Linked DNA regions of Homo sapiens: region 1 is linked to region 2. A link is a contact called in ENCODE Hi-C or POLR2A ChIA-PET data. All regions are on one chromosome and are shown on one strand. Each heading gives the region's core, a stretch centred on a gene start or an enhancer-like site at or near the end of the contact. The rest is flanking DNA. Distances are from core to core; before and after follow the strand shown.

Region 1 (5,834 bases), core at 1,153-3,652, 3.9 Mb after region 2:
AAAATATGCAGTGTGAAAGGATCCTGAAAGTTAAACAGGTCAAGAGCAGTTCAATAGAAACTGGATCCCATCCAAGGATTGCCTGTTTTATTAGTACAGGTAAGTTATTACTGATCTCAGCAAAGTACAGTAGAGATAGGGTTGTAGTACGAATTTTATCCTCATCTGTAGCAAAGTTTTCTTAAAATGGAAGCTCTTCCCTTCTACTGATAACATTTTTTTCCATTAATCAGAAAATTACCTAAAATGAACTCTACTGTGATAAAATCCAAGTACATAAGTGCAGTTAAAATACTCCAACAAAAAGCAAGCAAATGTATTAAAAATCTAATAACTTTTAGGTCAAAAATAATGATAAACATCCGCCTTTAAACTAGAATAGCCTAGCCTTTATTTGATTTAGTGATGGTATGCATTCAATGATTCCCTTTTAAGTTATACCTTTTAATGATTGTCACAAAGCATATCAAAGTTCTAAGTAGAACTGTCAACAGTATATCAAGTTTATCAAATTAAAGTTTGCTAGTATTCTTCATGAGACTCCGAAAAACTTTTTCATATGATAAATTCAACTAAAGCAAGTTTCATTCCATAAAATACCCTGGAAATAATTATGTATTCTACCTAAATAAAAAAAGAGATTTCTCTTTTATTTCGCAATATAATATGTTCTGCCCAAGATATTTTTTTAAAGGTTGCGCTTAGCAAAACCTGATTCTCCCAATGAGTTCAACAAACTTTTAAAACCCAAACTAAACTCACTTTTAGACTTTCAGAACTACTTGCTGATTAAAATGCCTAAGAAACTTTTAATTTTTAAAGTTTCAGTGAAACAATTTCACGACAACAAATCTAGTATTCTATGTTTTCCTTTCTCTTCAATTTTAAACATTTACAGACCATAGGAGTATATTAACTGCAGGATGCCTTGAAAAAGAAAGAAAAAAGACTGAGCGACTGATCTTGTGGAAATGATTTAAGGTGACACTTGCAGTACTTTTTTTTAAGGGATCAAGCAGGGGAGACCTCTTGTTTGTACAAGCTTTTAGCTTCATAACTGGCTTATGCTAGGGAATATCATAGCCTGCTTAAGAATGACTACTGGGGCAGGAGGAAAAAAAGCTAGAAAAAAAGAGAAGGCAGAGTGGCTCTGATGGAGGGCAAAGCAACTGCGGACGAAGAGGGGTCTACCTGGTTCACAGCATCCGTGATGATGGTGGTCAGTCTGACAGTATTTGTCCCTTAAAGGCATTTTCAGTGGACTCGACCTACTTTGCTTTCACTGTAAGAAGCTCTTCATTGCGGCGTGGCTGTTGAAAGAAGCACAAACCCGTCACTCGCCCTGAACTTCCTGGGGGGCACTGGCTGCATTTTCCAGATACGTTCCCATCATCAGCTCTCCGCTTTCCCTCCACGGACCCGCACCTCCCTCTCGAAAAGAAAACAGAAAGACGCACAAACCCTCCTGCAGCCCAAACTCCCCACACAGGTTCATCGCCCTACCCGGAAACGCAGCCTCGGGTGCGCAGCGCAGGGCGAAGGCCTGGCCGGCAGCGCGGGCGGCTGCGGCCTCGCCGTCCCGGGCGGGCGCGCGGAAACGGAGCGCAGAGCGCGGCGGGCACCGCCGGGCTCCGGGACTACGGAGGTGCCGCTCCCGCCGGCTGCTGGCCCACGCCGCGCCCTCCCGCTACGCACGTGCGTTGGGGTCTCCCTGGCGGAGACCCCGTCCCCACAACCAAGTGCGCCCAACTTACTCAACTCTTAGGGCGGGCCGGCGGGCGGGCGGAAGGAAGGAAGGCAGGCCGGGCGGCCGCGGGGACAGCCTGGCGTGGGAGGCGGCTGCGGGCCCCACCTGGCGCAGCCTCCGCTGACCACGCGGGGGAACCCGGACTCGGGCCCGACGCGCTCCCAAAGAGTCCCCGCCGGCGCTGACGCGGAAGCGCCACAGCTCACCACGTCCCTCCGCGGGCCGAGACGACTGCGGCGGCGGCTCACGGCGTCCTCCGCGCTGTGTGGCTAGGCGGGAGGCGCGCGGGCGGAGGCAGTTGACAGGAGGAACCGCCCGGCAGCAGCTGCCGCCGCCACCACCGAAGGAGCCGGAACCGGAGCGGGCAGGACCTGAGGCTTCCCTCGCCGGGGCAACGGCTGCCGCCGCAACCCGGGTCCCACCAGCGCCGCTCCACCTGCAACGGTCCCTCAGGCTTTAGGAGAGGGGCGGAGAAAAATGGGGGTCTCCCCCAACCTTGGGCCTTTTCGGTGGTAGTTGTTGTTTCAGGAAACTTTATTAAGTCAGCCTCTCTTTTACTCTGTCGCCCCCTCCTCCGGAGAGCCCGAGCTACCGCCGCGGAGCGCGTAGGAAGGGGGAAGCAGAGACTCTCCGGCAGCGACAGGGAGCGACTGACTGACCCCGGACGGAGATGGGGCGAGGGCAGGAAGTGACAAGCTCACCGAGTGGGTGGGGGGAGTGTGGCCGGCACGCCCGGGAGCGCCGCGCGCATGCGCCCGGCCGGCGCCCCCGCCTGTGGGTAGGCGACGCGCTGTGCCCGCCGCGGCCGGTGGGGAGGGGACCGGGGCCGCCGGCGCGAGGGCCGTGTCCGAGGGGAGGGAACCGGGGCGGGGGACACCAGGGCCGCGGCCGGAGTCTCGGGCCGACCGAGAGCCGAAGCCCAAAGTGAGGTGTGAGGCCCGCGATGCGGCGTGCGCGCCCACGGAGACGGGCTGCTCGGCCACCAAACTGTTGCTCTCGCTGTTCTCTGTTCAGTGGAACTGAAACTCGGGGAGGGTTGGGAGAGGACTTAGGAAGCGGTGGGCAGATGTATGAGCCATAAGTAGTGATGATCCCCAAAAGGCTGTCAGTGCATTGCTAAATGGCAAAAGTTGAACATTTTTTTCCTGCCAACAATTTTCGAAGCATGCCTCCCGGAACTTGGGGATTCTTTTATCAGGCCCAAGGGAGGGAAAGCATCTATTGGTAGCAGATGGGTATTTATCCTGGCAGCTCCGCTTCTCAAACTTGAAAGTGGAGTTGGGTCACGTGGGCTCACGCACTTTCCCTCCTCTTCTGCGCCCCGATCCTGCTTGGAAAATCCTCGAAGATCCCAGTCATCTGTCAAATTCTGCCAACCAAGGGCCGCTTCTTGGGGGCGAGAGAGCCGCCTCCGTTGTTTCCTCCCAGCTCCTGGAACGTAATTCTTGCTCTTGGTGACATCAAGCAAATATGTGTCCACCGCCCGTCAGGAAATTTTAAGAGAATAAAGCCCATTCGCCTTGTCTCCGATCCTCCCCAAGATCCACTGAAAACCTTTCCAGTTGGTCCAACTTAAGCTGCCATTGTGCGGGGTCCTGAAAAAACTGAAGTTCAGTAGATAGACTTTGTTTAGAAGAGAAAAAGTTCAGTTTTCAAAATCCAAAGGAAAGTTTGTAAATTGATACATTTGTTACTTTAAAAATGTTGGGCCAGGCGCAGTGGCTGGTGTTTGTAATCCCAGCACTTCGGGAGGTCAAAGCGGGAGGATCGCTTAAGCCCAGGAGTTAGAGACCAGCCTGGCAACATGGCAAAACGCCCTCTCAACCAAATAAAAAAAAATTAGCCGGGCAGGATGGCGCGTGCCTGTGGTCCCAGCTACGGGAGAGGCGGGGGCGGGGGGCGGGATGGCTTGGGTCCAGGAGGTGAAGCGTTTGCATTAGGTCTCCGGGGATTGCAGCAGCTTGATTCTAGGGGATGACAAGAAAGGGATAGAAACGTGATCTTTAACTAGTCACATAAGTGGTATGATCATATATATCTGTCCCATAGTTAAGAGGCATCACCCAACGTGAAACTAAAATATGAAATGCCACAGTTTATAAATTAATGTAAAATAAGTTATGATACTTCTGTGATAGTGTTTGTTATGCAGCCAATAAAAATCACATTTTATATAAAATTTAGTTGTATGGAATATGCTTAAGCAACAAAAAAGAAGTATTTTGAAATGTGATATTTTAACAGTGGGCTGTAACAGTGCAATTATGAATGATTTTTATTTTATTCTTTTGTATACTTTGCAAAATTTGTAAATTAAGTATATAAAACTTTAATAAGCAGAAAAATTTTGAAACGCAGTAAGAAGGCTGTAATAATATGAAAATGGTATACACTAATAAAGCTCAATGTCACTCCAAAAAATGCAGTGAAAAAAGACTGAAAGAAACATGCAAATATCTACACTGGAGACCTCTGCGTGGTAAAATGTGAGGTAAAATATTTTCTGCATTTTCAGAGGATCTTTTCCTACTTTTATGTAATAAACATATTTATCATAGGCTTAAAAATGAATATGCAAGTCTAAATTGTTCTAACCCTGAAAAAGCTTTGCTTCAGATATATCAGTTGTTTGCTGACCAGGTGTGAGTAAAAAAAAAAAAAAAAAAAAAAAAAAAAAAACACACAAAAGTATGTTTTGTGAGCAAATGTAGTGTTATTTATATTCGAATGCAAAGTGGTCAGTACCAGAGGGTCCTCAAAATTGCTTGCTAACAGAGTAAGTTTAGACAATCTTTGAAAAATTAGAATTAGAGTCAAGATGAAATGTGCATGTCGGTAAAACAAATATTAAACATATCTGTATAAAAACGAAATAATCCAATTGAACCTGGGAGGCGGAGGTTGCAGTGAGCCGAGATCACGCCACTGCACTCTAGCCTGGCAACAGAGTAAGACTCTGTCTCAAAAAAAAAAGAAAGAAAGAAAGAAAAAAGAAAAGAAAGAATCATAAAAATTGAGACCCAGAGAGATTAAGTAATGTGCTAGTCAGTAGGAACTTGGGGTCAGGACCTAGATTACTCCCTACTATAATTAACAGTACTACTATTTGACATGTATTGAGGAGTTAATATTTTTTAAGCTCCATATTAGCTCATTTAATCCTATCAACAATTTAATGAGGTTTTGCTGTCCTTCCATTCTGCAGGTGGGAAAACTGAGGTAAAGAGAGTTTAGATGACTTAACAAGTGATATGGTTTGGCTGTGTCCCCACCCACATCTCATCTTGAATTGTTGTCCCTGTAATCCCCACGTGTTGTGGGAGGGACCCAGTGGGAGGTAATTGAATCATGGGGGTGGTTTCCCTCATGCTGTTCTCCTGATAGTGAATTCTCATGAGATCTGATGGTTTTATAAGCATCTGGCATTTCCCCTGCTGGCACTCATTCTCTCTCCTGCTGCCCTGTGAAGAGGTGATTTCTGCCATGATTGTAAGTTTCTTGAGGCCTCCCCAGCCACGCAGAACTATGAGTCAATTAAACCTCTTTTCTTTATAAACCACCCAGTCTCAGGTATTTCCTTATAGCAATGTGAGAATGGACTAATACACCAAGCTGATAGGTAGCTGAGCCATCATTTGACCCCAAGCAGTTTGGCTCTGGAACTCATGAACTTAGCCATCACACTGTACTGTCTACACTATGCTACCTTCACTATGCCATAGCTGTTTTGGTTCACATTGTATGTGAAAGACGAGCCAGTAGATCCTGCCAGTTGTGAAAGGTATTGCATATTAAAATGCTATGTGCAAGTTCATGAACTGGAAATGAGTTGCCAAATTACAAGAATTTAATTGAAATTTCACAGGGCTCTAGAACTTAAAGGAACCTTAGACATCATCTGAGTTATCACCCTACCTCTAAAAACAATGCACACAAACTATCCCAAAAAAATTATCTGCCTTCCCTTTCGTTGTTCACTGCAGCAACCTAGGTGACACATTACTTTTTTATCCTTAAAAGTCTAGAAGTACATCATAATGGTTCATGTAAATCCATTTTATAGTTTAAAATTCTCTCATCCTCAGTG
Region 2 (5,313 bases), core at 88-2,587:
GTAAGTATACTGAAAATGAGTTCCCAGAATTAGAATGGACAAGTCAAAGGGCATACAGATCTTAATTTTGTTAAATTCCATCAAACTGTTTTCTATTATAGCCCCAAGAAGTTCCCCTTGACTGTTTCCTTACATCCTCATATTGTTTTATGAGTCCTAATAATTAAATATCCCTTTGTTGTGTGTTGCCCTTATATTTCCCATTGTATGTTTGATGTTGTTTTTCTCTTACTATATAAAAGTTTTAGATTGTTAGGTAGTGACATTTATCAATCTTTTTGCTTATGAGAGTTTCCAAATTTCCTGACATGCTTCGAAACACCTTCTCACAATGAAACATAAATACATAAATTCATCCATAAATGCATAAATGAGACAGATCTGTAAATATTGATAGAAAACAACTGGACACACAGTCTTAAGTGTAAAAGCCAATCACAGAAGAGTATGCACAATGTTACAGGTGTAACTACATATTTGCGTATGTCTAAAACACCTGTGGAAGGTGGCCTGGAGATGGGGAGAAATGGGTAGATGGAGGATTTTCACTCTTCATTCTTTTTACTATTCGAACTATTTTTTTATGTATTATCTATTCAAATGAAAATGTTTAAATCTTATTGTTTAAAAAGCAACCTCTATCATGTTTGCATACAAAAAAGTCTCCCTTTTCACCTACATTTCATTCCCTACCATTTAAAGCTTAACACATTTAGAATGTAGTATAATTAGTGAGGCAGGGATCCAGTATTGCCTTCTACCAAATAGATCTGTTGAATTTTTAGGTTTGTTAAGAGGCAAAGACCAAGGGTGGAGAGGAAGGAGTGAGAGTGCCAGGTGAGGAAAGTCTAAAATCTCTCGACTTAATATGAGAATGGTGGCCACGGAAGGCTAAGAGTCTCTAGTGCCAGGTGTGGGTTATACACACATCTTCTATGCAATTACCGTGACAAGCACCCAGGGTGTGAGGTGAGGTGTACCTCCTAGCTTGATGCTGCTGGTTCAAGTCCCAAATCAGAGAGGGGAAGCCAAAAAAGGAGCCGAGAAAGATGAGATGCTTCGCACGGTTTTTAAAGTAAAGTCGGAACATTCCTGACCGACTAGGCAGCCCCAGGCGCTCAGGTGGGAATCACTGCCCAGCACACAGAACCCAGAGTCCAGCGCGGCTGTCACCGGCTCTAGGCTGGATCTAAGCGTCGGACCAGGAGGCCGCAGTCAAAATCTGTTCTCCTACCTGTGTACGAAACCAAACTATTCTCGTCGAAGTGCTTTCCCAGGCTCCTAAGACGCAGCTTCCATACTCGCCGCGTTCTCAGCTGTTGGTCGTATCCTAGCAACGGCCCTGGCACCACCTCTTCCTGCCGGAGCACGGCAGGGGTGGGAAGGAGAGGAGCCAGAGGCGGGTGGGGGGGAGGAGCCAGAAGAGGGCAGCGGGGAGGGGCCGGGAAGGAGGAGCGCGGCAGGGTAGGGGGAGGAGCCAAAGACTGGGGGCGGGGCCGGGAAGGAGGAGGGCGGCAGAAGAGAAGGGGATGAGCCAGAGGCGGGGAGGTGGGGCCGGGAAGGAGGAGTGCGGCAGGAGAGAAGAGGAGTAGCCAGAGGCGGAGGGGCGGTGTCGGGAAGGAGGAGCGCGGCAGGAAATAAGGGAAGGAGCTAGAGGCGGGCTGGGGGCCGGGGTCTGGAAGGAGGATCGCGGTAGGGAAGAAGAGGAGCCAGAGGAGGGGGATGGGGGCTGCAAAGGAGGAACGCGATAGGGAAAAGGGGGAGGAGCCAGAGGCGAGGGGGCGGGGAGAAGAAACATGGCAGGAGAAAGGGGAGGAGCCAGAGGCGAAGAGACAGGAAGAGGGACGCGTCAGGGAGAAGGGGAGGAGTCAGAGGCGAGCGGGCGTGGAGGAGGGAAGCGGCAGGGAGAAGGGGCGGGGCCAGAGGCGAAGGGGCGGGGAGGAGGGACGCGGCAGGGAGAAGGGGAGGAGCCAGAGGCGGAGGCTGTTACCAACTGGCTACCTAGATCCAAGTGAATCAGGACACTAACTTCTCTCCAAGATCTTTTACACTTGTGAAACGGCACAGCTCTCTAAACCAAACACTGACAGCAGTTTAATTTTACAGATATAAAAAAAATCCGAGTCAGAGAAATCATCACGATGAAGTCAGAGGCGAGAAACTGTCAGGTGCCTACTTGCTTTTGTTAAACTAACAACTTGGCTCTCAGCTTCCTGGCAGCCAAAGAGAAAAGGGAGATAGTAGCTATCAAATAATTCTGCTTAGAAGAACTTTTGTTAATCACTAAATTAGTTAATAAACTAAATTTTGTCTAACAACAAATTCTTTTTTTTTTTTTTTTTTCTAGTGTATACAGAGTCTTGCTCTGTCGCCCAGGTTGAAGTGCAGTGGTTCGATCTCGGCTCAATGCAACCTCTACCTCCCTGGCTCCCGCGATTCTCCTGCCTCAGCCTCCTGAGTAGCTGAGATTACAGGCGCCCGCCACCACCCCCGGCTAATTTTGGTATTTTTAGTAGAGATGGGGTTTCACCATGTTGGCCAGGCTGATCTGGAACTCCTAGCCTCAAGCAATCCGCCTTCAAAAGTGTTGGGGATTACAGGAGTGAGCCACCGCGCCCGGCCTATCAATGAATAAGAAAACTTTTAAAGAACCACAGGATAGTATTGGAGGTCAAGTCAAGTATGTTCCTCTTGGAAATTTAGTAACAAACTACATGTTGCTATCTCATAATAGCAGCTAACATTTATGAAGTATTCATTGTCATGAGGCACCGTACATAGATTTCTAATTTAATCCTTACAACGATTTTATTAGGGAGAAACTGCTATTAGACCCATTTTGTAAATGAGAAAACTAAGGCACACAAAGTTTAATGAGGGAACCAGGATTAAACCTAAGCAATCTAACTCCAGGTCCCAGATTTTTTAACCATTACAGTACTGTTTAATTTGATTTGATATGTTAAAAGGATTAATAAAATTAATACAGGTCCATTCCCTTATTCATAAATGTTCATTGTCTTCATTTATTTCTTTATACTGTTCTGCTGAAATTGCACTCTCATCTCCCCAATAACTTTGTAATATCCAATGCCATTTTTTTCAGTCATCCCATTTTAAAATATATTTTTACTAGAATAGTGAAATATATATTCAGATAAAATTGGCTTTGTTTTAATAATGATCAGTAAAAGTAAATTCATTTTAATCATTTCCACACATTCATGAAAAGTAAAGGGGAAAAATGGGCATAGAGGTAACCACTAGAATTAGGCTTTCTTGGATGGGTAGACCAGGTGTGGAGGTGTGCAGATAAGATTTTACAAACACTCATACACTCCCATCTCCAAAATCATAATTTATCTTACATTCTGCTACTAATAAACATTCCACTGGTTTTAAACATTCACTTTGCTGGGTCTCCTCTTTAAAATTTGTCATTCACTGTTCTCAATGTTAGAGACGGTATGCAAACAGTAGGTTTAGGAATAGAGTCAGGAGATGGGGGAAGAAAAACTGGTAGGAGAGAACTTAAGTGTCTCACAGTGTTAAATGTGACTTGATAGCCACTATTCATTTTTTTTTGTAGTTTGCTGTGAGGATGACTTTATACAATTTAATCTTAAATAGGAACCTAACTTAGTTAGGCTTCCTTGGGTAGTCTGTGGAGCATGGAAAAGTTATTAGCATGTCAAAATCCTGTCCACGCACACATACACGCACATACACACAAATGTAGTTTGGTTACATAATAAATTTATATTCAAACTTAATGAAAACAACCAATAGGAAAAAGCTTCTCAATTCCAAAAGTGAAAGAGTAATTTTACAATACCATTTTCCATTTTCCTTTTCATGATAAATCTATGCATTTTCTCAGGATTTATTCCACCAAACGACTTCGTATTTCTCATGAAACATCTACCTTTATTCATCTCAGCATTTATTTATGTAATAAACATTTCTTTTGATGTGCTTTTATTTTTACAAAGATGCCACCTAGTGGCTTGATAAAATCAAGCATTTCAAAGTATCTCCTGTTGTTACTACAGGTTAAAATGAATAATGAATATTTTTAATATTAAAATAATTTAGAAAACTAAGGACCTGAAAATTTTTGTTTTGGAAATTATTTAGATTAAATTTGGATCATAATACCACTTTGTGAACTTGTTAAGAGAATGGAAATATAGGTCTATTGTCCCTTTTCTGAAACCTTTTAAGACAGATGTGTTTGATATTCACAATTTTTCAGATTTTTGAAAGGAAATATGGGCATATACTTTACATTATGTAACACATTAAGAGGGTCTGAGGAAGCAGTTTAGAATCAAATATATTGATACATCTGTGGCAAAATATATTCATATTCACATTGAAGTGCGATAAATACCACAAATAGCCTCATGTAATTCAGGTGGGGTTTGTTGCCAAATGAGTTATGAAAAAACTTTGTTTTCAGAGATTTTTGAAATTAGGAATTTAGATAAGGGACTTTGGACCTGTTTTACTCTGGTGAAAAATAATTCACCCTCCAGTTATAGAGAGATTAAAATGCCAATATTTTGTAAAAAAAAAAAAATAGTTATCTTTAGAAAACCTAATAGATTCACCTAAAAAAAAATTGAAGATCATGAGAAATACCAAAATAGAAATCTTTGCAATGCTTTTCATTTAATTATATACAGATGCCAATCATAAATTACATTTAAGTGTACCACAAAAAATTAGCTGCTAATGTAAACCTAAAGACCAATTTGAAAATTATTAGTGATGCATGGCAAGTTCAATTCATAAATTTTGTGGCACAGTCAAAAAAAAATTTAACCTTGGTTGTTTCTTTTTTTTTATTCCTATGTGTAATTTACCATGTTCCAATTCCCCACCACCACTATGGTCATGGAAATATATGTTGATGGTGCCACACTCAGCCTGGATTCCTTGTGGGTCTATGAGCACTCCTTGCCAACCCTCCTTAGACATGCAGTATGAATAAAAAATACACTTAAGACACTGGGATTTAAGGATAACCCATGCTAAGTCACTACATGACTCACTATTTTACTTCACGATCTAGAATACTGACTCATCTCTAGTCTCTCAAATGAATTCTTCCTGTCCCCATCAATCATTCAAACCCCTTATCACATTCCCACTGTGATTTCCTGTGAATTTTGTCTAAAATAAAACGTCGACCTCCTCTAAACACAACTGGTAGCCTCTCATTTACTTTTCTCTAAAACAATTGGCATTACTATTGTTGTAGCATAGGCTACAATCTCACTGAACACTTAGTTTTTGTTTTTGTTTTTA

Evidence for each region. Hi-C counts contacts between places; a loop is a spot of excess contacts on that map. ChIA-PET counts read pairs that join two places held with the same protein, here RNA polymerase II (POLR2A). Pooled maps may share reads with other maps.
Region 1: a loop to region 2 is called in a map of naive thymus-derived CD4-positive, alpha-beta T cell, with 4 times the contacts of the local background. The contact joins the promoter of ZNF800 here to the promoter of IQUB in region 2. A Hi-C loop is called at or near these places in 1 of 168 maps with a recorded cell type or tissue (naive thymus-derived CD4-positive, alpha-beta T cell), 1 of 37 single-sample maps with no recorded cell type and 11 of 50 pooled maps. POLR2A ChIA-PET finds 5 or more read pairs at or near these places in 1 of 52 experiments (T-cell).

The regions. Positions count from the first base shown.
Region 1 is chr7:127,390,306-127,396,139 of GRCh38, forward strand. ZNF800 (zinc finger protein 800) reads right to left here and starts at 2,403. Exons shown (of 6, transcript NM_176814.5): 1 at 1,755-2,403; 2 at 1,192-1,310. The coding sequence starts at 1,252. RefSeq lists silencers at 1,563-1,962, 2,363-2,762 and enhancers at 1,858-2,358, 2,203-2,332, 3,073-3,202.
Region 2 is chr7:123,533,258-123,538,570 of GRCh38, forward strand. IQUB (IQ motif and ubiquitin domain containing) reads right to left here and starts at 1,338. Exons shown (of 13, transcript NM_178827.5): 1 at 1,235-1,338. LOC124901740 (a long non-coding RNA gene) reads left to right here and starts at 1,274. Exons shown (of 2, transcript XR_007060507.1): 1 at 1,274-2,168; 2 at 2,348-3,002. It overlaps NDUFA5 (NADH:ubiquinone oxidoreductase subunit A5), which reads right to left. Exons shown (of 5, transcript NM_005000.5): 5 at 3,740-5,313. RefSeq lists silencers at 1,405-1,634, 1,655-1,804, 1,885-2,014 and an enhancer at 2,085-2,224.